Regions from separate parts of the Mus musculus genome. Here regions 1 and 3 are each linked to region 2. A link is a loop called in an ENCODE intact Hi-C map of the cell type or tissue named here. Cell type or tissue: heart. All regions are shown on one strand. Links, peaks and the distances in the headings refer to the core of each region. The heading gives the core; the rest is flanking DNA.

Evidence for each region. A loop is a pair of places that touch in the nucleus more often than their neighbours do. Peaks named below come from ENCODE experiments on the same cell type or tissue, not always from the same donor. Only the 100,000 strongest peaks of a DNase experiment are listed, where the experiment ranks them.
Region 1: it touches region 2 in a loop (5-fold over the local background); 1 of 42 quality-filtered maps calls a loop at or near these places.
Region 3: a loop joins it to region 2, with 2.0 times the contacts of the local background. A loop is called at or near these places in 1 of 42 quality-filtered maps.

Annotation. Positions count from the first base shown.
Region 1 is chr3:89,276,505-89,284,083 of GRCm38, reverse strand. Efna1 (ephrin A1) reads left to right here and starts at 4,439. Exons shown (of 5, transcript NM_010107.4): 1 at 4,439-4,633. The coding sequence starts at 4,542. In heart, for the core only: a CTCF peak has its summit at 2,966; DNase peaks (open chromatin) are centred at 3,013, 4,403 and 5,783; H3K4me3 peaks cover 4,000 bases; H3K27ac peaks cover 4,000 bases.
Region 2 is chr3:89,345,929-89,353,507 of GRCm38, reverse strand. Adam15 (a disintegrin and metallopeptidase domain 15 (metargidin)) reads left to right here and starts at 3,480. Exons shown (of 23, transcript NM_001037722.3): 1 at 3,480-3,699; 2 at 4,881-4,990; 3 at 5,563-5,639; 4 at 6,023-6,101; 5 at 6,280-6,356; 6 at 6,442-6,631; 7 at 7,500-7,565. The coding sequence starts at 3,621. Dcst1 (DC-STAMP domain containing 1) reads left to right here. Exons shown (of 16, transcript NM_029974.2): 13 at 126-242; 14 at 663-805; 15 at 928-1,041; 16 at 2,994-3,289. The coding sequence ends at 3,245. It also overlaps a transcript of Dcst2 not described here. In heart, for the core only: no CTCF peak of the experiment used is centred there; DNase peaks (open chromatin) are centred at 1,854, 3,477, 4,297 and 5,367; H3K4me3 peaks cover 2,456 bases; H3K27ac peaks cover 2,498 bases; H3K27me3 peaks cover 2,015 bases.
Region 3 is chr3:89,246,590-89,254,168 of GRCm38, reverse strand. It overlaps Krtcap2 (keratinocyte associated protein 2), which reads right to left. Exons shown (of 5, transcript NM_025327.3): 2 at 7,237-7,391; 3 at 7,041-7,104; 4 at 5,029-5,095; 5 at 4,440-4,598. The coding sequence ends at 4,478. Among named protein-coding and RNA genes, the nearest start is that of Krtcap2, 3.9 kb to the right of the region's middle. In heart, for the core only: a CTCF peak has its summit at 3,606; DNase peaks (open chromatin) are centred at 2,668 and 3,548; H3K4me3 peaks cover 1,120 bases; H3K27ac peaks cover 1,778 bases.

The DNA of each region.
Region 1 (7,579 bases), core at 2,199-6,198, 70 kb after region 2:
CAACACCCCAGCATGAGAAATCACCTCACCAAAGTCCCTTTTTTAGTTAGCTTTCTCTCTCCTATAATCGCTAACATGCAATGCATGCACGCAAGCACACACACATAAAGACCAGAGACCATAAGCGATGGCAGGATTACATACACTGAGGGTGGAGGGCATACAGGAATCCCCGGGTCTCACATGAGGAGTTAATGAGCCTGCCTCCACCTCCCAACTTCCTACAGGGGAGACTAATATCCCTGATCCTGTCAGAGGGCCTTGTGGATACGGTTAGCCACTCTGATTTCAAGAAGGTAAACGACCATCCGCCTGCCTCTGCCTCCCAAGTGCTGGAAGCAGGCTAATTTCTGAGTTTGAGGCCAACCTGGTCTACAGAGTGAGTTCCAGGACAGCCAGGGCTACACAGAGAAATCCTGTCTCGAAGGGGGAAAAAAAAAGAAAACAGAAAAAAAAAAAAAAAAAAAAGACAACTCTGTGGGCTGGAGAGATGGATCAGAGGTTAAGAGCACTGACTGCTCTTCCAAAAGTCCTGAGTTCAATTCCCAGCAACCACATGGTCGCTCACAACCATCTGCAATGGGATCTGATGCCTTCTTCTGGTATTTCTGAAGACAGCTATAGTGTACTCATACATATAAAATAAATAAATAAATTTTAAATAAATTTTAAAAAAAGTTAAAAAAAAAAGACAGCTCTGAGTGCGGTCCCCAGCTGGGCGCCCATGCACTAATGCAGCCTTCTCAGGCATGGTGTCCGGGTCCTTCACAACATGATCCCTACACCAGCGCCTGTCTCCTCTCCTACCATGCCACCAGATTAGGAGGCTGTGGTAAGTGGACGGTGAGTTTAAAGCCAGCCCATGGACACCAGGGAACGTAGACCAGTATTAGAGGGTTTGTCTCCAATGATGGGATTAGAATCCTGGTCCTCTGGATGGGCAGCCAGTGATTTTAACTGCTATGCTTTGTCTCCAGCCCCTTAACTCATGCCTGTAATCCCAGCATTCAGGAGGCAGAGGAAGACAGATCTCTGTGAGTTTGAGGCCAGCCTGGTTTATCTAATGAGTTCCAGAACAGCCAGGGCTACATATTAATGATACCCTATCTTAAAAAACAAACAAACGAGCCAGGCGTGGTGGCGCACGCCTTTAATCCCAGCACTCGGGAGGCAGAGGCAGGCGGATTTCTGAGTTCCAGGCCAGCCTGGTCTACAAAGTGAGTTCCAGGACAGCCAGGGCTACACAGAGAAACCCTGTCTTGAAAAACAAAAAAAACAAAAACAAACCAAAAAAACAAACAAACAAACAAACAAACAAAACCCCAGCAAGACAACACCCTCATTAGAAGCTCGTTTCTTTACCCCCCTGTATGTGCACACATTTACTCTGTGTACAGATGGTGAGAGACTGTAGACTTTACTTTTCTAAATTACCTTCAGAGTGAGGCAGAAACGCTCCAAATTCAGGGCCCACTGTTCTACTGCCTCATCCAAGGACCCAGAGATGCCCTGGGGTCTGAAGCATCCAGTCAGGCTGCTGAGTGTTGGTGGCTGCTCTAGTCTGGAAAAGTTGCCTTCGGCTAGGCAGTACTCTCTGTGGGAACAGGATCGCCCCACCCCTACCCAGCACACCCAGAGTTAACCCTACCCCCAAAAAATTCCCAGAAGAAATTCACAGATGGGTTTTCCCCAGACAGACAGCTCATACATATTTGCCACTTAGCACAGATGTTTGCCTGGGGATGGAGTGCTGAGAGACAACGCAGGTACACAACTTTAGGGTAACAGGTAGCCCCAAACAAAGCCAGACACGCCGGGGCGAGCTAGAACTGAGATGCCCAGGAGGCCTAGATTTTATTCTGTGTTCTGAAGTCCTTCCTATTGTCTGTGTCCGCATCTCACAGAGCCGGAAACTCTCCTCTCTGCCCACCAGGCGGCGCAGCGGTTCCAGGAGCACTGCGAATGTGTTGCGGGACTGAGTCTCAGCACTTAGCAAGATTGTTTTGCCAAACTTATTTCCTTTACTACTCAAGTCCAGGAAAACATGTGCCCAAACGTAAGTTCACTATCGACTTCAGGACTCCCGGAGGGAGAAGACTTTATCTTAGCCTCATCCTTGCGGCCTAAGGTGCAATATCCAGCCAAGGGGTAGCCTAAACAGATGAGCTACCTCTAAAAGCGCAAAAACATGGATAGGATCAAGGCCTGAAGTGAAAATGCTGGAGATCATCCTAAGCCAGAGGCTCTGCGTCCAGTCAGTGCCCAGGTTTCAGCCACCCTCTCCATCCAGTTTGCTCCAGCCTCACACTCAGGCAGGCAGGAGGTGGGCACGTCCTCCCTAGGCTGAGCGGAGGGAGATTGGCTGCCAGCAGAGGTGATCCGGACCAAAGCCATCTTCCCCGGGGGCAATTTTGGGCTATTTTCTCTAAAGATGTTACACTATCTAACTCCTCTTTGAGTTTCACAGCAGCCACAAGTTTGCACCTTTAGAGTGAGTGATATTACTCAACAATGACCGGCTACTGTTATTGCTTGCGCCGGGCACTAAGCAGAGAACAGAACCAAACCCTATGAAGTAAAGGAACCCTCGTGGTGTGTGTGGGAGACTTTCACCTTGGTGTTCCTCCAGGTGAGCAAAAAGCGCGTGAGGTGCTTCCCTAGGGCAGCGGATAAACTTCGAACCCGGAAGGAGGGACGAGCCGCACGCATGGGACTCAGGCACGTCGCCTAGGGCAGGTTGCGCACCGGTGGCGTATGCTTGAGTAAAGACGGACCCTGACCCTAGTGCGGGGTTACGGGGCGCGGCACCTAGTTGGAGCTCAGTAAATATTTATGGTGAGAGCGACAAGCAGGGCCCACCTCCTAGGAGGGAAGGAGGAAAGCCAGAGCCCTCCTCAATTCCTGGCTCCTCCCCTGCAGGCTCAGCACCGAGCTGGCCACGGCGTCCTGGCCCGATGTAATTACAGGGTCTGCCGCCAAGCCTGGCCGTAAAAAACCGGGATGAAACGGCCTGGAAGCCTCGGAAGCTGGGCCGGACCCTGCAAAGAGCCCCGGGTCCGCGCCTTGCCCTGATGCGCAGCCGCAAAGAAGAGAGACCAGGGACAGAAACCCCCGCCCATCACACCCTGCAACGCACACGGGCTCACCGCCACACACGCAAACTACCAAGCACTCAGCTTTTGACTTTACGGCTCCAAGAATGCACTCGAGCCTAATCAAACACCTGCCCGCCAGCTCCATCTCAGGCGCAGACGCCGCCAACCCCTCTCCAGACAGCTGCTGATTCGAGAGGTGAATTCCTGCAGGGTTGTTTACATGGAGAGGGGGAGGGGTTCTGAGCCTGGTACTGAGAGCCCACCGACTGGAAGACCCAAGTCAGACTCAGTCAAACACAGCCGCCCAAACTACCCCCCACTCCAATCCACCCCCGCTGCACGCCCAAACACGTTTCTCCTCTTCTTCACACACTGTTCACAAACATTAGCATATGTATGTCAGGCGTTTCACACGCTTCCACACACAAGTGTCTTTACACCTACCCGCCATCACACGCATTTACACACGCCATATGTACATGTGTCAGGTCGGTTAGTTTGTCACTCTTCATGACCATATTCCCACATTCCATCTGCAAGCGCGCATTCGCTCAAGACACACGTGAAATGTATAAACAGGTCATTAGCGTACGTTGGCGCTATTGAAAATATTAGGAACATCCCCCCCTACAGCCCCTGAGCCCAACTATGAGTTCTCGCATAAAGTACTGATGGACTGAGTAGCCCTTAGCCCTGGCCGCACACGTTACACGCTCGATCACACACAACGTCGCACTTTATTCCCGGCATCTAAGCGATGACACAATCTCTTGAACAAAGACAACATTGACAAACCCAACAAAAACAAACAGCCGCGTCTGTGTGGGGAGGGGCAGCCAAGCCAGAGTCAAGGCATGGGGGAGTGTTGCTGGGGGGGCGGGGGGAGGAGGGGGTCACGAGAGAGTGTGAGAAGGCGAGTGCGCGGGCCTGGGTGTGAATCTCAGGAAAGGTGTGGTTATATCCCCCCACCTCACACCCTGACAAGATTGGCGCCCCGCGCTGCAAAGCCAAGTCCTGAAGCCACTGGTTCCCAGACCCACACGTATAAGTTCTTCCATTTTTCCAGCTTGCTATGGCTTTCAGTCCCACAAAGCCAACAGAGCCTCACATAGACACCCCCACCCCCACACCCGTAAGTGAGCACACACAGCTATGGGAGGATCTGTGCAGACCCCGGAGCGCTCTCCGTCGCTGAGATATGGGAGTCCTTCCTCCCAGAGTCTTTTTCCCTTCCTCCACCTCCAACGTAGCCATCAAGCCCTGGGGCAGCGCGCGTCGGGCGGGGCGAGGGCGGGGCTGGTGTTGGCGGCGCCAGCCCAAAAGGCGGAGTCGAGCAGCGAAGAGGCCAGATTTGTGATCGTGGTGCCTACTGTACCGTGGAGAAGCCTGTGGGAACCTTACACTGCAGAGCTCTCGTCCTGGCCTGGCTCGGCCCGGCCCCGCGCTATGGAGTTCCTTTGGGCCCCTCTCTTGGGTCTGTGCTGCAGTCTGGCCGCTGCTGACCGCCACATCGTCTTCTGGAACAGTTCAAATCCCAAGTAAGCCCTGAGACTCCCTGGCAGCCTGGGTGCCGGGTTGGCAATGGCCTTTCGCAGGGTAACTGTCCCTGCCAACCCCTGGCCTGCGCCTAGGAGAGGTGGCCAGGGATGGGTTGGACTCTATAGCTCCCCACCTCCGTCTGTATCTCCCCTTACTACCTGGCAACAGCCGACCAGGGCAGAAACCTGCTCATGCCTGCTCGCACAGGCGCTGGCTGTTTCAGCCCTCTCTTTCTGCCCTCTGGCATCTCATCACTCTAAAGTAAGGCTCTCCTGCTGGGCACTCCTGCCTTGAGAATTGGAACGTTGGCCCTGGCCTCCGGGGCTCTCTAAGTCCCCCCATGAAACTTCTGTGCACTCTCATTTTTGTGTGCCACTTGGGCGTTTGTATACTAACAGGCACCTATGGACGTCAAGAGTAAGCACAGCGCTCAGGGAGCCTTGGAAAGAACCTCCGTAGGAATCTAGGTTTTGGGCATTAGATATTCATTCTGTGTTTAAGATGACCCTGAAGAGTGCCTCCAAGGTTGGGGGGGGCATAAATTAGGCACATGCTGTGTATGGGTCGACCGAGGGAGTGGCTGAGGTGGTCACACTAAGGGACTGGTAAGAGGAGTGTCGCTGGGAAGCTTGGGGAGGAGCAGAGTGGGGCTTCACAGGGCTACAAAGGCTGTAACAGGAAGGAGGTAATTTCTCCGGAGCAGGTTTTAGGGCTATGAAGCAAATGGTATTGAGAGGAAGACACTGTCGGGCCCTTTGTTCTTGCCCTTGAGTTTCTTCAAGTTATGAGAAGAGTGTTAGGGCCAAACCTAAGAGGGGGATATGGTGGAACAAGAAGAGGTGAGAAGTCGAGGCCACAGAATGCCACTAAACCCCTCCCTCCCAGATCCAGTGAGCCTGCCTCCCCTTCCCCTGAGAGAGATGCTGGGCCAGTTTCCTCTGGCACTGCCTATTGAGGGTCTGTTGTCTAGGGCATGTCGGAGGGCAAGATAGAGCCAGCTGCCACCCTAAAGGCACTGTCTTCCTGGCCCTGGAGTGCTGCTGCGCCCCACCAGCCCTTGCGCCTGCCCTTGCGCCTGCCCCTTGCCTTCCTGACCTAGTCCTGCCCTAGTAGTGGGAAAGAGCAAAGTCCCTGTTTATGCCCATGCCAGGTGTCGGCTGAAGGAGGAGGAGGGGACGGGAAGTCATGAGTAGGGAGGGGGGAACCCTGGCCTTTTCCGTTCCCAAGCTCCCAGGTTTCCTCTCTTTCAGGAAGGAGCCTCTTCCTTGCCCCCCTCCCTGTCTACTCCACCACTAATAGAGCCCCCTTTTCCAAATGGAGACTTAAGTGTCACAGGCAGGTTAAGTGTAGGAGATAGTACGCTAAGTATAGCTTCAGCCCTGGCCCTCTGGACACACACATAACCCTGTCTTATTTACAGCCACAGGAAAGCCAGTCTAGAGTGGAGGTCATGGGCGGTCTAGCCAGGCCCAGCTTGGGGGAAGAGATGAGGTGGCAATGAACAGGGCGGGTGTAGGGTTGCATAGGTGACTCAGGGTAGTGGGCATTAATCCTGGGCTCACCAGGCTCCAGGCAAAGGCAGTGGCAGAGAAAGGTGCCACTGTGAGCTAGGCCCTGGTCCTGGAGAGACAGATACTCAGCTATCAGATTTCTCTGCCGCTTTTGCCCGGAGGCCAACACTGGGGCAAACCAGTCCTGGGCTGCCCTGGGGTCCTGGGGGCTGCTCACTTTTGACGAGGTAAAATTTCACAGGCTCTCAAGAGCGCCTGGGCGGGTAGCGAGGTGGATGAGGCACGAGTGAGTCAGTGCCCATCACGGGAATAGGGGAAAGACGCCAGGCCCAGAGCTGAAATACCTGTTCTGAAATGGCTTCTATGTTTATCTCTCCAGAGAGGAATTTTAAAAGCCTCCCTCTGCTTCTCTCTCTCTACCCCCCCCCCGTGGGGGAGGGGCCCAGAAAGTCTCATTTTAGAGGCTGCAAGCAGTTGCAAGGCCAGGCCTCTAAGGGGTCATGATGACTGGGTAGTGGGTGGCCACCGTGGAACCCCACCATCACCATGGGCACCACCCATGCCAAGGACTCGGGTTGAAAGCAAGTTGGCAGGCAGCTCTGCTGAGCCTCTCCCTGGCAGAGCTTGGGGGAATTCAGAGAAGCTGCCTGGCTTTCAGTGGGAGGGGGGAAGCACTTTCCTGCTGCTGAGACCCTACCCAGGCTGGAGCCAGGTGTCTGGAGCTCAGTGGGAGGGGCCGGTGGGCAGTCAGGCTGGAGCCTGCAGGGCTTGGGGGGACCAACGGGGGAGAGGAACTGGCTCCACCTGGGGAGGAGGGAAGAGCTGGGGCAGCCTCAGGTCTAAGAACCACAGCGTTTCATCAGGGGAAGGCGAAATTGTTACTCTTGGAGATAAAATCACAGAGATTTTCAGGAGTGAGAAAGTGGAACGAGGAGATCAGGACACAAATCCGAGTAACAGGAAAGGGAGGTTTGAGGGACACTGAGAGAGTTTGATTATCTGTGAATCTGTTGGTCTAGGCATTGGGATGCTGAAGTACACTGGGAATCTGAGGGAGACTCAGTGTGAGGGGCGGGATGGGATAAGACAGGGATGTGACAGGGCTCAGAAGGATGGGAAGGAGAAAGAGACCTGGGCTCCTAAGCACAGACCAGCCCAGAGTGCAGTCTATCCACCAGCATTTAAAGAAGTCCCCGGGGAACAGTCGTCAGTAGAATACAGAGGAAAGTGGGCTATGGAAATGTTTAGAAGCCCTTGCTCGGGCGAATGCCTGGAGAGTTCTAGAAGGCACTTCGTTACCCGAGAGACTCTTGGTGGATGTTATTTGGATAATGAGTAAGAGATCGGTAGTGAGGGAATGAAGAAGTCAAGATCAGTAAATGCAGGAGTTGAGGTTCTGGAAAGCCTTTGGGACTCCAGTGTGAGAAGTGAAGG
Region 2 (7,579 bases), core at 1,553-5,552:
TGGGCCCAGAGCCTGGGGCCAACCCCCTCCTGCCTCCCATACCTCTTCCTTCCTTTTCTGCATCCTTTCCCTCTGTCCTCTATAGTTCCAGCTCTTACGGGAATCCCTTTCTCCACCCTGGCCAGGCAGTCACAAGCTGGAGATAAAAGTCGAGGGAGATTCCATACTCGCCAAGCTTCTTCGTAAAACCATCGGCGCTCTGAACACCTCCTCGAGTACAGATGTGGAAACAAACAACATGCGTGAGCAATGCTAAAGGCTGGGATCTGTGGAGTAGAGGGCTAGGGTACGTCGGAATAGGGTGGAGTTGAAGACTGGACTTTGCAAGTGGAGTGCTTGAGATCAGAGCCCAGGCGAGCTTGGATCAGAGAAAAATGGTTACCAGAGCTTTGAGGTCTTGCCTCCTCCTTGTCCAGCAGACCTTTCTGCCACAATGAAATTGAAATCAAGCAGCCTCCAGAGGTGGTGATGGGCGAGGGGGGCGGGGAGAGGGCAGATCATAAGTAGCTATGGTATTTACAGAGAAGCTTTGCAAGATGGAGAAGAGGCAGGGGAGTCAAACTGGAAGTCCACCCTGTACCTCCAGGGTAGGGAGATCAACTTAAGGCTGCCCTCAGCTGGTACTGACCAGATTGCTAATGGTCGTCTGCCTTCTCCCCCAGCCTGCCTGCCCCAACCCATTAGCCTGAATGCCAGGGATTACTTCAAGGCCTCACTGCCAACCCTCCTGCTTGTGTGTCTCTGCCTAGCTCAGGCCTTTGGCTACCGACTCCGGAGAGTCATCGCAGCCTTCTATTTCCCCAAGGTGAACCGGCAGACAGCTCTACCCCTGAGCATGCAATCGCACAACTCCCCACTACCCTACAGTGTCCTCCCCTGCTCTAATCACTATCGCTGGCTCCTCTTGCTTCCCACCCAACCCCTCAGCGAGAGAAGAAGCGGGCTCTGTTCTTCTACAATGAGTTCCTGAAGAAGAGATCAGCTTTCACTAAACTGAGGAGGGCCGCCATTGTTCGGAGGGCAAATCAGCAGAAGGCTCCAGTAAGTCCAGTCTCTAGCAAGCCTGCCAGCTCTCCACAGGGTCTGCAGACTCTCCGAGAAGGGACACCCTTTTCAGGACACCCAGCACCCTCAGTGTCCCAGGCCCAGTGGAGCTGAGTGGGTCTGGCAGATACAGGGTAGGTCAGGGCTGCATCTGTCTTTGAAACTCAATACTCAACCCAGCTGCAGACATACATGGGACTTTAGGAAGTGGCAGAAAGGAGATGTGAGATTGGGTGGTCTGTTTGTAGGGCAGCAATGACCCCATAAGAAAGAGCACACAGACAAGCCCAAGGTGGTTCTGGGAAATGGAGAGGAGGCAGGTGGCCAGGGGTCAGTGGGACTTCAGGAGGGAACATGCAGTCTTTGGAAGACACAGAACCGGAACTGCGGTTGAGTCCACACATCCTGAAGCTGAAGGAGCCAGGGGTCCTCACTGTATCTTTTTCCCCCTTGGAAGAACAGAGTGTAGACAGGTCTGTGAGGCCATTCTGCAGAGTTGGAAGAGTGGTATGGTGGTTGGCTGCCAGAGAAGACTTGGTTTGAGTCCAGCTTCATCCCTGCCATGGTATGGCAGCTGTGTGACCCTACTCAACTGCCAGGTCTTGCTTTCTCTTCTCTGTAAGATGGTGTTAACCAATTCATTTGTTCAGTTGTTACAATGCCTGGGTTTTACTTCATTGATGCTGGTACACACACAGACACACACACACACACACACACACACCACCAAGCCTGATGACCCGAGTTCCATCCTCCTGGTAGAAGGAGAGGACTCCCCACAAGCTGTCCCCTGACTGCCACACATACCCCACGGCACACATGAACATCAGCAGGCTGGGATCCCTTGACCTGGTCCTGAAGTAGACTGAACTCGAATGGCTAGATGAAATAGGGGGGTATGTGTTCTAAGCTGAAGGAACAGTGTGTGAAAAAAAAACAAACTCAGAGATCAAAGTGGATGCCAAGGTCAAAGGGCAAGCTAAGGGAAATGCAAAGTGTGGCAGGAGCCAAGGAGGCAGAGCAAGGCTGGGAAGAAACAGACCTCTGAGCGCTCGAAGGGCAAGCCCAGCTCTGCTCTTAAGAATTCCTGGCAACTGTATGAAGAGGGTATTCGGAAAGTGAGACTGTGGAATGGCCACAAAGCTTGGGACTTGGTTCCTGCCAGGTTTGACTCAGATCTGACTTAGGAAAGTTACACCATCTTTCTGAGATTTTTTTTGGGGGGGGGTTGAGTTTTTTGTTTGTTTGTTTGTTTTTCGAGACAGGGTTTCTCTGTGTAGCCCTGGCTGTCCTGGAACTCACTCTGTAGACCAGGCTGGCCTCAAACTCAGAAATCCACCTGCCTCTGCCTCCCAAGTACTGGGATTAAAGGTGTGCACCACCACCACCCGGAGAGATTTTTTAAAAAAGACTTAATTAAAATTTGCACTTATTTAATGTGTATGGGTGTTTTGCCTATGCATATGTCTGTGTCCTCATGGGTGGCTGGTGTCCAGGGAGGCCAGAAGATCATCCAGTTCCCTGGAACTCAAGTGACAGGCAGTTGTTAGCTATGTGGGTGCTGGGATTCAAACCTGGGTCCTCTGGAAGAGCAGTCAGGGTTCTTAACCACGGAACCATCTCTCCAGCCCAGTAAGGTGTAAATTGTGCCCTCCTCCCTTCTAAGCCTAAGTACCAAATTAAGCCGCTCCACAGGTGTACAGAATTGTTGTGGGTCATCCTTGGGAGTAAGTTTGGGCACGCCAGGCTCCGCAGCCCATCATGGAGAAGAAGACTCTTTCGATTTATCTCAATATCGCCCTCGAGGGCTCTTCTTGTCTACCCCAGCTTCCTCCAATATAGCATTGTCAGGCCTTGGGACTTCATACATTAAGAGCTGCCCAGTGCCCCTGACAACCCTTTCTGCTCAGCCCACTTGGCATTAACCAATCCACCTCATCTTCCAACAGCCCCACTACCTGGTGGAGGCTCTGTATCGCCGGTGCCCTCTCCTGCACCGCTTCATGCGTCAGCGCTGTGTGGTGTGCCAGGCAATGGAGACGCCGGATTCCTACGTGTGCCCCACACCAGACTGCAAGGCCCTGTACTGCCGGTCGTGCTGGGACGACATGCAACGGCTCTGCCCGGTGTGCACGCCCCGCGAAGAGCTCTCGTCATCCGCCCACAGCGACAGCAACGACGACGCTGTGTATGGCGATTGAAGGGATGCTGCCCGCCTTCTTGCTTAATAAAGTGTGATGCACGCTCCTGCGGCTGGTGCTTCGCAGGCATCCGGGATTGGGTGAGCCGGAAGAACTGGCCCGCACAATCTCCACGAAGCCGGGCTACAGACGGGAGGCAGGATGGAGGGAAGGCGCGAGTCTTGTGGTGTCCAAACCCATCCCGGTAGCTGCCGGAAAGAGGCTGCGCTGAGCGGCAGGGGCGGAGCCTCAGACGGGGCGGGGCGGAGCCTCAGACGGGGCGGGGCGGGGCCTAGTTGCTGCGCTGCACCGAGCTGGTGTCCGGCGGGGCCGTGGCTGCTCCTCCACGCGTAGCCCCGCACCTGCTGCCCCAGTCCAGCCCGGAGCTCCGCGGCCATGCGGCTGGCGCTGCTCTGGGCTCTGGGACTCCTGGGCGCGGGCAGCCCTCGGCCCTCCCCGCCGCTGCCAAATATAGGTGAGTTCCCAGGACAGTGGGTCGAGGGGATGATTTGGAAAGAGGTACAAGGAAACCCGGAGGCAATGGGGTGTTGGGGTCTGCCGGAGCCTAACCAGAGGGCAGCCTGCGTGATCTGCGGACCAAAGCCTAGGGCCAGGTAATTTGGAGAACGAAAGGAAGAGGAGGATGGGGAGGAGGAGGAGGAGGAAGAGGAGGAGGGAGGATGGCGTCCTCTGTCCTGAAGTCCCGAGTTATCCCTGCAGACACTTTTGAGTCTCAGGCACTGAAGAGCGTGCGCGGGGGGTGGGGGTGGGGCGCTCAGATCATGGAAAGAGTCACTCCTTAGGACTGACGTCTTCGTCTCTCTAGTGCCTAGCTGACAGTTCTACTCAATGAAGTGCCCGGACTAGCTAGTGGGGTTTTAGTGAAAAGGATTATTTTCAGCCGTTCATTCCAGACCTGGGCGGCCAGCACCGCTCACTCGGGTGCGGTTGCCACCAGAAGCCTGGCGGAGCGGGAGGGGCCCGGAGGAGCCAGGGGAGGGAGCTTTCGCCAGGAAAGAGACTGGGACACCAACTCCTCCTTGGAACTTTCACTTCCCGCTGCTGTCTTGGGCTGGGGGCCGAGAGGGTAGGCGGGGGTGGAGTGTCCGGAGAGGAGAGGGCCATTGTTGGGGGGTGCTGGCGGAGGAAGCGGAGGCTGTTGGGAACGGGTGCGCCTGACTGGGCATCAAGGCTGTTTAGGGAGGTCAGAGTGTTTGCACTGCTCACCCAAAGATGGGTGTTCCCGGCAGGCATCTCTACTGTGAGGGAAAAGGAAGGGCAAGTGGGCACTAGGCCACAGACTTCTCTTAGACCTAAGAAAGGGCATTCCTGATTGGGTGGGGAGTGTGATTGGGAAGGGATGGGAACAAGGGAGGGCCCCCGTGAAAATCTTGGGATTGGCCAAAGGGAAGGCAAGGAGGAGCTGCAAGCTGGATACTCTGAACTTTGGGGACTTATGGGTGAAATCCGTAAGTTGGGGAAAAAAAAACCCCTCCTTCCCATATCCTCCTTTAAATCCTGGCACACACTGCAGGACCGCTTAAGTCACTGATATAGCCTTCTGTGCTGAGGGTCGGTGGGTCTGAGGACACTAGTGATTCCAGCCTTGCTAGGGATTTCCTCAGCAATCTCTTAGGATGTTCTGGGACCCTGCAGGAGGCACTGAGGAAGAGCAGCAAGCCAGCCCAGAGAGGACGCTGAGTGGATCCATGGAGAGCCGGGTTGTTCAGGACAGCCCCCCAATGAGCCTAGCAGACGTGCTTCAGGTGAGGGACAGCCTGCTAATAAGATTTTCTCTTTCCTCGCACTCCACAGTATTAATCATCTTGAGGGTAACAGGTCCATCCGGGTCCTGCTCCTTTCCTTCAAGCCCCCGGCTACACTCAGCTCCATCCCCTCTGCACATACGTGTCTGCCTCGGCCTCAGCCTGTCTGTCCATCACGTACACTGGGAGAGTTCTGACACTAAGCCTCCTCCTTTCCACTCACACTGTTCTTTTTTTCAGTAAGGGAGAGATTTGGAAAGGGACAGACAGACAGATACACACTTTCTGAAGCTGAGTCAGAGGAAGGGCTGGGGCCTGTGCTGGGTCCTTCATGATGCTTCCTCTCTGGGCAGGAAGCCGAGAAGGGGTGGCTCAGATACCTTCCTTGACCTCCCCACATAAGCCCCTAGAACAATGCCCAGGCCAGGCAGGGTTTCCTGGACCCTCCCATGGGATCCCCCAACCAGTGACCTAATCACTGGTACTCTCCTGAGAGCCTGAGGTTTTCTGATTTTATAGGATAGAAGTTGTGGGCAGGGATAGGGGAGGTGACATGCCTCTGGTGTCCACAGACTGGTTTACCTGAGGCCCTGAGGATTTCCTTGGAGCTGGACAGTGAGAGTCATGTCCTGGAGCTTCTACAAAATAGGTAAGGTGGCAGGCGCGAATAATTACTGGGAGGTGATTTACATAACCTTTATTATGCACTGAGAACTACACTCACGGACTCCTTAACAACAATCCTATAAGGTAGATGCTATTACTTATCATCTTTATTTAACATTTGAAGAAGTTAAAACTCAGAGAAATTAAATAACTTGCCTGAGTTCGTACAGTTATAGATGTCAAAAATCATCCTGGAACTCAGACAGGCAGGAGGAGCGACAGCTCATCTGTGTGGCCTCCGAGGAACTGAGTAGTTCGTTTGGTGGCATTGCCTGGTTCCTAACAAACCCTTGCCCACCTCAGGCCCTAGCTTGTCACCCCAATACCCTGTGAAGTGGCTCAAATCCTGCCCTCTTTTTCTCACAGAGATCTAATCCCTGGCCGCCCAACTCTGGTGTGGTACCAGCCTGATGGCACCCGAATGGTCAGCGAGGGCTACAGTCTAGTGAGTCAGGCCCTCTGGTGCTGTTTCAGGCCTGGGCAAAAGAGGGAAGGAAGAAGGGAGGATGGCAGCCCTGGAGGAAGTGGGAGGGTCCTGCCTGCCCTTGCTGGCAAGCTGGACTCTAGGGTTGTCTGGTCTCCCCTGTGGGCTGGTGCTAACTAATGTGGCTTCCCTGCTGTAGGAAAACTGCTGCTACCGAGGACGAGTGCAGGGCCACCCCAGCTCCTGGGTGTCCCTCTGTGCCTGCTCTGGGATCAGGTACTGTGGGTGGGTTAGCTACCAGGGAAGAGGATCCACACAGGCAGGGAGCTGAAATACTCTGACTCCCTGTCTTTTTCCTTAGGGGGCTCATTGTCCTGTCCCCAGAGAGAGGCTATACACTGGAGCTGGGCCCTGGGGACCTTCAGCGTCCTGTCATTTCTCGGATCCAAGACCACCTGTTGCTGGGCCACACCTGTGCCCCAAGCTGGCATGCCTCTGTGCCCACTCGGGCAGGACCAGACCTCCTTCTGGAACAGCATCACGCTCACAGGGTGAGGAGGCAGCCTGAGAGCCCAGACCCCAGGGACGGTTGCTGCTGCTGAGGGAGCCATCCCCATGTTTCAGACATGGTGTGAACACTGCCTCGATTGCTATTCCTAGCAACCCGAGAAGGCAGGTGCTGCCCAAAGCTCTATTTTCCAAGGAAGAAATCCTAATTTTCAAAGATGGAGATTACACTACAGTGTGAAAATTAAAGTGAATTGATATGGCAAGTGCTTAGAACTGGTGCCTGGAACACTGTATGTGTCAGCTGTTATTTAGTTGTTTTTGTTTTTGTGTTTCTTTGTCTGTTTGCCTCCTGAGTAACGGGATTAAAGGTCTGCTCTGCCATACCCACCCATAATAGGTTTTGATTTGCTTTTGTTTGTTTGTGTTTAAGATAGGGTCTCTCTCTCTCTATATATATATATATAGCCTTGGCTGTCCTGAAACTTAACCAGGCTGGCCTTGAACTCACAGAGATCCACCTGCCTCTGCCTGTGCTGGGATTAAAGCAACCAACATGCCTGGCTTTAGTTAGTATTTCTTAAAATCGAAGGAAGCCAGGTTTGATGATACACAACTGTTTCCTAGCAGCTGTTTGGGGGTCAGAGGCAGGAGGATAGAGTTCACTGCCAGCCGGAGCTGCACAGCAAGACACTGTCTCAAAAAAACCAAAAGCTTGCTTTGGAGTGGGAAAATAGAGTCCCATTATGGGCTTCATAATCTGTCCTTGGTCCACTATGGGCAGGTCTCTGAGCTCTCACACACCCTGTGAGGTCTTCTTCATCTTAACTACTCAAAGTGGGTATGGACACAGCTTACCCAGCCCTGGCCCTGAGGAGAATCTGCCTGACACATCTCACTTCTTATCCACAGCTTAAGCGAGATGTAGTAACAGAGACGAAAATTGTGGAGTTGGTGATTGTGGCTGATAATTCAGAGGTGAGTGTGTTGAC
Region 3 (7,579 bases), core at 1,833-5,832, 100 kb after region 2:
GCCTGGAATACATGAGACTTTGTATCAAAAAGCAACCAGGGCTGGAAAAAAACGGCACAACTCAGGTTGAAAGCACTTATTGCTCTTACAGAGGACCTGGGTTATGTTCCCAGTGCCCACAGAATAGTTCACAACCATCTGTAATTCTAGTTCTAGAGGATTCAGTGTTCTCTTACGACCTCTGCAGGCACCAGGCACACAGACAGTGTACATAAATATACAGAGGCAAACACTTGAGCACATTAAAATAAGCAGCAATAACAAACGTAAGGAACGTCTTTTTCAGCCAGGCATGTTGGCGCATGCCTTTAATCCCAGCAGTTGGGAGGCAGAGGCAGGCAGATTTCTAGAGTTCAAGGCCAGCCTGGTCTACAAAATGAGTTCCAGGACAGCCAAGGCTACGGAGAAACCCTGTCTCGAAACACCTTCCCCCCCCCCCCAAAAAAGAAGTGTCTCTTTTCCACTGTCTCCCAGTGCCTACAAACCTAAAGTTGGTCTGGGGCACAGTCTAGAGACAGGGCTGGAAGGGGTGGGTCCCTGCACCTTGCGCTTACTAGCCTCACCCCTAGTCTCCCCACACAGGTGGATGCACACACCCAAGCCCCAGAAATCCTTTCAAAGTGCTTGAGGGCAGTGCTCAGGGCAGTTTACCTAGACACAGAGAATACAGCCCTTCTCTGCTGAGCCTGGGTCAGTATTTTTGCTCTCCAGTTCCCCTAAGTTCCCCTGACCTCTGCCTCTTGCCCTGGAGGCCCCCTCTGCTTTTCTTTCCCGGCTTTCTCAAGGTGTGAGACATTCTCTGGGAGCCTTGAGGTTCCCTCCTCACAGTAAGGAAACCCATTTGGCTTAGACTTTATTGCTTCGGGGGTGTGGTGGGGTGGGGTGGTGGTGGTGGTGATGGCTCTAATTTAAAGTTTCTGGTGTTGTCCCCCAGTGTAGCTGGAGTCAGATCCTCTAGGAAAACAGGAATTGGCCATAAAAAAAAGATTGAACTTTTACTTTTGAGTTTTCAAATATACATAACACAGAATAGCCCAGCAAATCCCGTGTGCCCGTTGCCACAGACCTTGAAGGGACATAATAGAATCTTAGTTTATCATCAGAATTTCTGAGTCCTATACAGACTGTGTGGCTAGCACACTTGCCACACCATGCTAACTAACTGTTCATGTTGGGCTGGGGAAGATGGGTCAGTGGAGAAAGGGCCAGGTGAGGACAGGAGTTCATATCCCAAAAATCCAGGTGGCCGTGGCAACCTCCTGTAGTCCCAGCACCCAGGAGGCAGAGACAAGGGCGTCCCAGGACACGCTGGCTACCTTGACTAACTGGAGTCTGTGAGCTCCAGATTCAGTGATGCTACCTCAATAAATAAGGAGAGGCTGGGGAAGACACTAGACTTTAACTTTGGACCTCCAACTTTGCATGCCTATGTGTGCCTATCCACCCATTTGTGTGCTTGTGAATATGCATACATGTGAGGACACCACACACACTCTACATGTGCAAGAAAAATAATTTGTTAAATAGACGCATGCCTGTTTTTTTTTCTGAGTGTCGCTGGAACCTCTATAGATCTAGGGACCTGGACCTCTCTCCAGTTGGCAAAGGATCTGAATCCCGGGAAGGAACTGCTGAGACCTGTGGGGCCCAGGATTCCCACCTGGCACGGGCCTGAAGAGCCTGAAGAGCGCTGAAGAGCCTAGCTGGGTGTGGCTGCCCCTTGGAGCCTAAGGGAAAGCTTTGAAGTCTTCACTCCCAGTAGCTGACCTAAAGCTGTTTGCTATAGGTATTTGAGAACGCCTAACTCTATAGCCAATTAGGGGCTTCTCCCTGTGCCTCTGCAGGAACTCAACCAAGCAGCATCTATGGTACAGCTTGTATATGCACATCTGGCTCTCAGCCCTAGAAGGGGTGGACTGAGGAGCCAGATCCTGGCTCTGGCCCTTGAGCCCCCAGGAACTTCCATTTTCCTGGAAGGGAAGCCAAGAAATGTACCTATAGGGGACAATTAAGTGCCCCGGCTGTCTGCCTTAGGGCTCTGAGCATTGTTTGCTTAGGAGGTAGCACTATTTGTAACCTGTCAAGGACTGTAGACTCCAGCAGTCCCCCAAAGAAGGCAGGGCTGCCAACTTCCCATTCTACCAAGGTTCCCACAGAGCCCACCACCCAGTGCCTTCACAATAGATTTCAGTGTATCCTTCTCACAGAACCCTTTCCTTTGTGCCTCTGTCTCTGTGTCTCTCAGCTTCTCTGTCTCTATGGGTCTCTGCCTCTCTCTTGTTTCCCAACATCCTTCCCCAGGCCCTGGGGAGCAGAGCTGTGGAGGCAGGGGGCAGTGGGAACAGGACAGTGTCCGGTTCTCACCAAGGACAATAAGGGCCGGAAAGGGCTGGAGCCAAGGGCTGGCGCAGACTAGCCCTCCCGCCTGCCCTGGGCGCCCCCAGGTCCCGCCCTGTCCCATTGGTATGCCCTAAATGCCAGGCACTCTTCATGCTTGTGCCTGTCCCGGGGAGGGAGGCCAATCTAGTCCACTTGCCTCAGTCTCAGTGTCCCACTGCCTTCTTGAAGGGTGGTATCACCTTTGACTCCAAGGAGCATGTCAGGTCAGGGGCCAGAAGCCTCAGGCCAGACTACAGCGACTCCGCCCACGTATTATTTACTCCTGTTTCCGGAGTTGGGGGCGGGTGCCTGTGGGTGTCGCTGCCACGTGTGAGTGAACAGGAGGAAACATCTGCCTCCCTCTGTCCTCCGGGGAGTGGGGGTGGGGAGATGCCCCGCTCTCCCATAGGTCTTCTGCCACCCGGCTGGAGCAGTCCCAGGAACCCCAAATTCCTTTGTCTTTTTCACCTTCAGGTCTTGGAAGGCACCATATCCTCGGGTCCCTTTACCTAATGATGGTGATTAGAGACTGTGATATCTCTGTCAGGGTTAATTGGCAGGTCAGGTGTGTATAGCCTACAACTAGACACCACAGATAGGCTGAGTGTAAAGCTGCTATTGGCGCCGACCTGCCTTGTAAATCCACCCATTCCTGAGGGATGGGTCATTATTCCTGAGGCACATACTGCCCCTGGTCCTACACAGTAGGTGACATTGATTCCTTAGCACTGCTGGGTCACCTCTGATCTTCCCCTCACATACCTAAACCTTAGAAGTGGTATTTGTTATCTGCCTGACTCCACCCAAGCCTTCTGAAAGCCTCTGACCCTCAGGAGGCCATATCCCAGGGCTATGTGTGTCCTACCCAGTGCTCCCACTCCAGGCAAGGAGAAAATCAAGGTCTGACTTAGACCTTCCCATAGACCCAGGACCTGTTTTGGACACCCTCCATCCCTCCTTCAGAGCGCTCTACACGCCACACTTCAACCTCACTAGATGAGCTTTCAACTGCCAGGCTCAGAAAGACTCTGTGATCTCTACTGAAAATTCTGTCCAACTCCTAGCCCAGGAACAGGAAGTGATGCTTCTAGCTTTCCAGTACGGTGCCTGGCCCCTTGAGTTCCCTAGATTGGCTTCCAAAGAATTAGAGCACTGCCTAGTCCTTTAGGACCAATATGCAGGTAGAGGTCGGCCTGAGTATCCAGGATCGATGGGCTCACAGCGCCCTCTGTCAGCACTTTATGCAAACTGTGCAGTTCCTCCTCCTGGGCCAGGTAAAGAGTGATTGACTGGGCAGTGTGGCCTCTTAATAATCCTTCACCAGACCTCCTTAGACGCTTGGCTTCATCTTTACTGAGCCTTATTCCCTAACCTTTAGGTGCCTCTAAATGTGTAGGATTTTGTCCTAGAAGGGTTGAAGGATAAGTTTTTTCATTCAACCAACCTACTTCCCACTCTCAGGCACTACTGAGTATACAAAAGTGACCAAAATGGGTGTTTCCTAAAGTTTGGAGCATCCACCGGGAGAGGGAGGTGGGGGGGGGAGGGGGCGGGAACCTTGCTGCTCTAAAGGACAAGCACCCTGGACAGAGAGCTGCTTCTCATGACAGCACAAAGCAGGGTCTGGGGCCACAGCCTCATTTCCATCAAGACTTGGCTGAGGCTGTGGGCTGGCTGCTCTTTGATCTAACCTGAAGAGACTTATGGATTTCTTAATATCTTGAAGACAAGATAAATGGGGGAGGGAAACAAGGTTGCCAGAGTGAAGAAGCAAGGGTCGGTGACCAACCCAGGGTCCTTACACGCACGCAATGTGCACCACCCCAACATATGTGCACATACCCCCCCCACACACACACACACACGCACACCAGTTAGGTTCTGAAAGGCAGGCCCTCCTGTATTATCTACTGTTTAACCTCTCTCCCCATAGGTTAAGACCCCGATCATTTTTGCGTTCTTCTCCCACAATGACTCTCTTGTCAGTGGAGGGCAAGGATGCTGCAGCACCTGCCCAGCTTGGGCACTGGCAGATGAGGTCAACTGTCACAGTTCACAGACACAGCTACAAAGACACAACTTTATTACTCATTCACAGTTAGTTTCTCTTCTTGCCCTTGCCAGTGATTTTGGCCGGTGTGAGAACTGGAGCTGTTGCCTGGTACAGAGTGGACGATATCTTGTTGATGTAGTACAGACCAACCATGGAGAAGATGAAGCTAGGGGGTGAAAATAAGTCATTAAACCAATAGGCATGTTGCTACTAGGGCAGACACCAGCGTCAGGTAAAGAATTCAGATTTAGGCCTGGGAAACTAAGGACAAAAAAAAGGGGTGGGGGTGGGGAGATGGCTCAGGGGTTAAGAGCACTGACTGCTCTTCCATAGGTCCCGAGTTCAAATCCCAGCAACCACATGGTGGCTCACAACCATCCGTAATGAGATCTGATGCCCTCTTCTGGTGTGTCTGAAGACAGCTACAGTGTAGTTACATATAATAAATAAAAAAAGCTTTGAAAAAAATAATGGGGGGGAGGGGACAGAGGAGGTGGCATATGGTGGGAAGGGAAGGGACTATTAACACCATAGGAAGATCTGGTCCCACAAGACATGGTGTTGTTGCACCGCTTGCCCAGCTGTCAGATACGTACCAAGTGGTGACACAAACTCGGTGGATGAGGCCGGAGGCAAAGAGCGCCAACAGCAAGCAGAGGAGAACTGGGGAGACAGGAAGAGGGTCAATCAGAAGGCGGTCAAAAGAGCAACGGAAAAGTAGGAGCAGTCTAGAACCCTGTGAGGAACCTGCTTGAAAACGTACGTCCTGCCTGGCATGGGGATATACACCTTTAACCCCAGCACTAGAGGCAGAGTCAGAGAGATCTCTGTGAGCTGGAGGTCAGCTTCCTCTACAGAGGGAGTTCCAGGACAGCCAGGGCTACACAGAGAAATCCTGACTAGAAAAACAACACAAACAAAATAGGTATGCCTTAATAAAAGCAGGGATTTCAAATGCCTTGTGCCTGAACACTTGTTCAGGACACCAAGGGAAGATATGAATGGCGTTTTGTTTGACTAGCTTGGCTCCACGTTTCATTTAACTTCCTGGTCCCCCAACCCCCGAACATACACAGAAGAAAGCGAAAACGCAGTGGTATATGCCTACACAGCAAGCCAGTCCGGAGGATAAGGCAGGAAGCATCACGTAAGCCCAGGAATCCAAGGGAGGGACAGCCTGGGCTACACAGTGGGAAGGCCAGCCTGGGCAACATAGTGAGATCCCGCCTCAAAAGTAAATCAATAAATAAAATGTTCTAGAAGGGCGGAAAGCAGGCGTGTTCCCATGACTTAGGAAAGAGGATTATGGCTTCTCTAAGAGGACAGGATACGGATGAGAGGGTGGAAGGGGCTAAGAGGTCCACTTGTCCAGCTGGAGCCAGAAAGGAAGGCAAAGAAGAGGATTTTTTTCTTCTCACTTCAAGACAGGTTTCACTGTGTAGCTCTGGCTGTCCTGGAACTTGCTCTGTAGATCGCGCTAGCCCTGAACTCACAGAGACCTGCCTCCCTCTGCCTCTAGTGCTAGGATTAAGAGCCTGTGCCATCACTGTCTGGCTGAAAGACAAGGTTTTTGCCTTCCAACAATTTCTTTCAGCATATAAGAAACACATGGGACAGAGTGGAAGAGACAGAAGCTCTGGGCATTGCTGGGCGGAAGCTCTGGAAACCTCCAACAGGGCCGTGAAGACAGCAACAATGGCGGGCTTCGGGGTTTCTGGGTGAGTCTTTCACGGGGCCACAACTGCTTGCTTTTCCCAGCATGTGGCTTTCCAAGTGGCTCGGTCCTGATGCCGACTTTGTTTTATGAGCCCTATTCTCCATCAGATCTCTATATGAACCATCTAACAAGAATTATCACACACAAAAACTGATCTATCAGGGCTGGAGATGTGCCTCCATTGGGAGAGAGATTGCCTAGCATGTTCAAGGACCTGGGCTTAATCGCCAGCACCTCATAAACTACATGAGGTAGTGCTAATCTCAGGACCTGGGAAGTGGAGGCAGGAAGATCAGCAAGTCAAGGGTTTAGTCATTCACAGCCACACAGGAAGTTCAAGGCCAGTGTGGGCTACAGAAGGGAGGAGAAGAAAGGAAGAGAGAAACAAGCGGATGCAGAGAAAGAGAGTGAGCTCTAGCGGTTATTCTCTATTCTCCTTCTGTCAGGGGTCCTGCTATTGGTAACATCCCAGTGAACACAGACTTCACAATCTCCTCCAGCAGCAGTCAATAGTGCGGGCTCAGTTCCACATCAGAATCCCTCAGTGGGCTTGGTTTTGCTTTCTTCTCTCACAGGGACAAAGAACACCTTCTCCTGGATGCCTATCAGACATCAGCCCAGGCTTGACTGTTCACTTGAAACCTGTCCTGAGAGCAGACCAGGTTGGCCTTTTTCTTTCTTTTCCTCTCCCTCCCCTCCCCTCCCCTCCCCCCTTTTTGTGCTTCTCTTCCAGCTCCAATAAAATGCTTAATCTGAAAGCATCTTCTGTCTTCAAGATTGTGTTAAGCAAATGTATTTCTCCTTTATCATCTAAGCACAGGGAAATTCGGCATCATGTTTGGGAGAGGTTTAAAAAAAAAAGAGTCCAGTTAACTATTGAGTTTCACTTACTCTCAGGGAAGATTTTTGCTTGGAAGCCTTTACCAAAGACCAGATTCTCCAGATTATTGAAGGCCTGGGTGATGTAATTAAGGAGAAACTCACGCAACAAGATAGGAAGTAGAGGGACTGCAAAGCCCTTGCCACCCACTCCCGCCCATGTTCTGTTCATACACCCCCGCCTCCCCTTCCAGCGCGAGGAAGATACAGTCAGGGAGAAGACGAAAAGGCCGGAGCCCAGCAGGCCCCCCTGAATGGTGAGCCACTCGGTGGAGGCCAGCTGGCGGCTGTAGATCTGCATGCCAGCGAAGAGCAGCAGGGACAGGAGGGAGGACAGCGCCAAGGAGGTCCCGGTACCGACTACTATAAATGAGAAAAAGAGTCAGGCTAAGATTCAGGCAGATTCACTCCGGAGCTTGGCTCACCAACCACTTCCAAGTGACCCAGCCCCCACCCCACAGCGACCTCCAGGAACCACCCGGCCCTGCACACCCAAGTTCCCGCCTGTCCGGAGGAAATGCTAGTTCCCAGGACACGTCAGCTTTACCGAG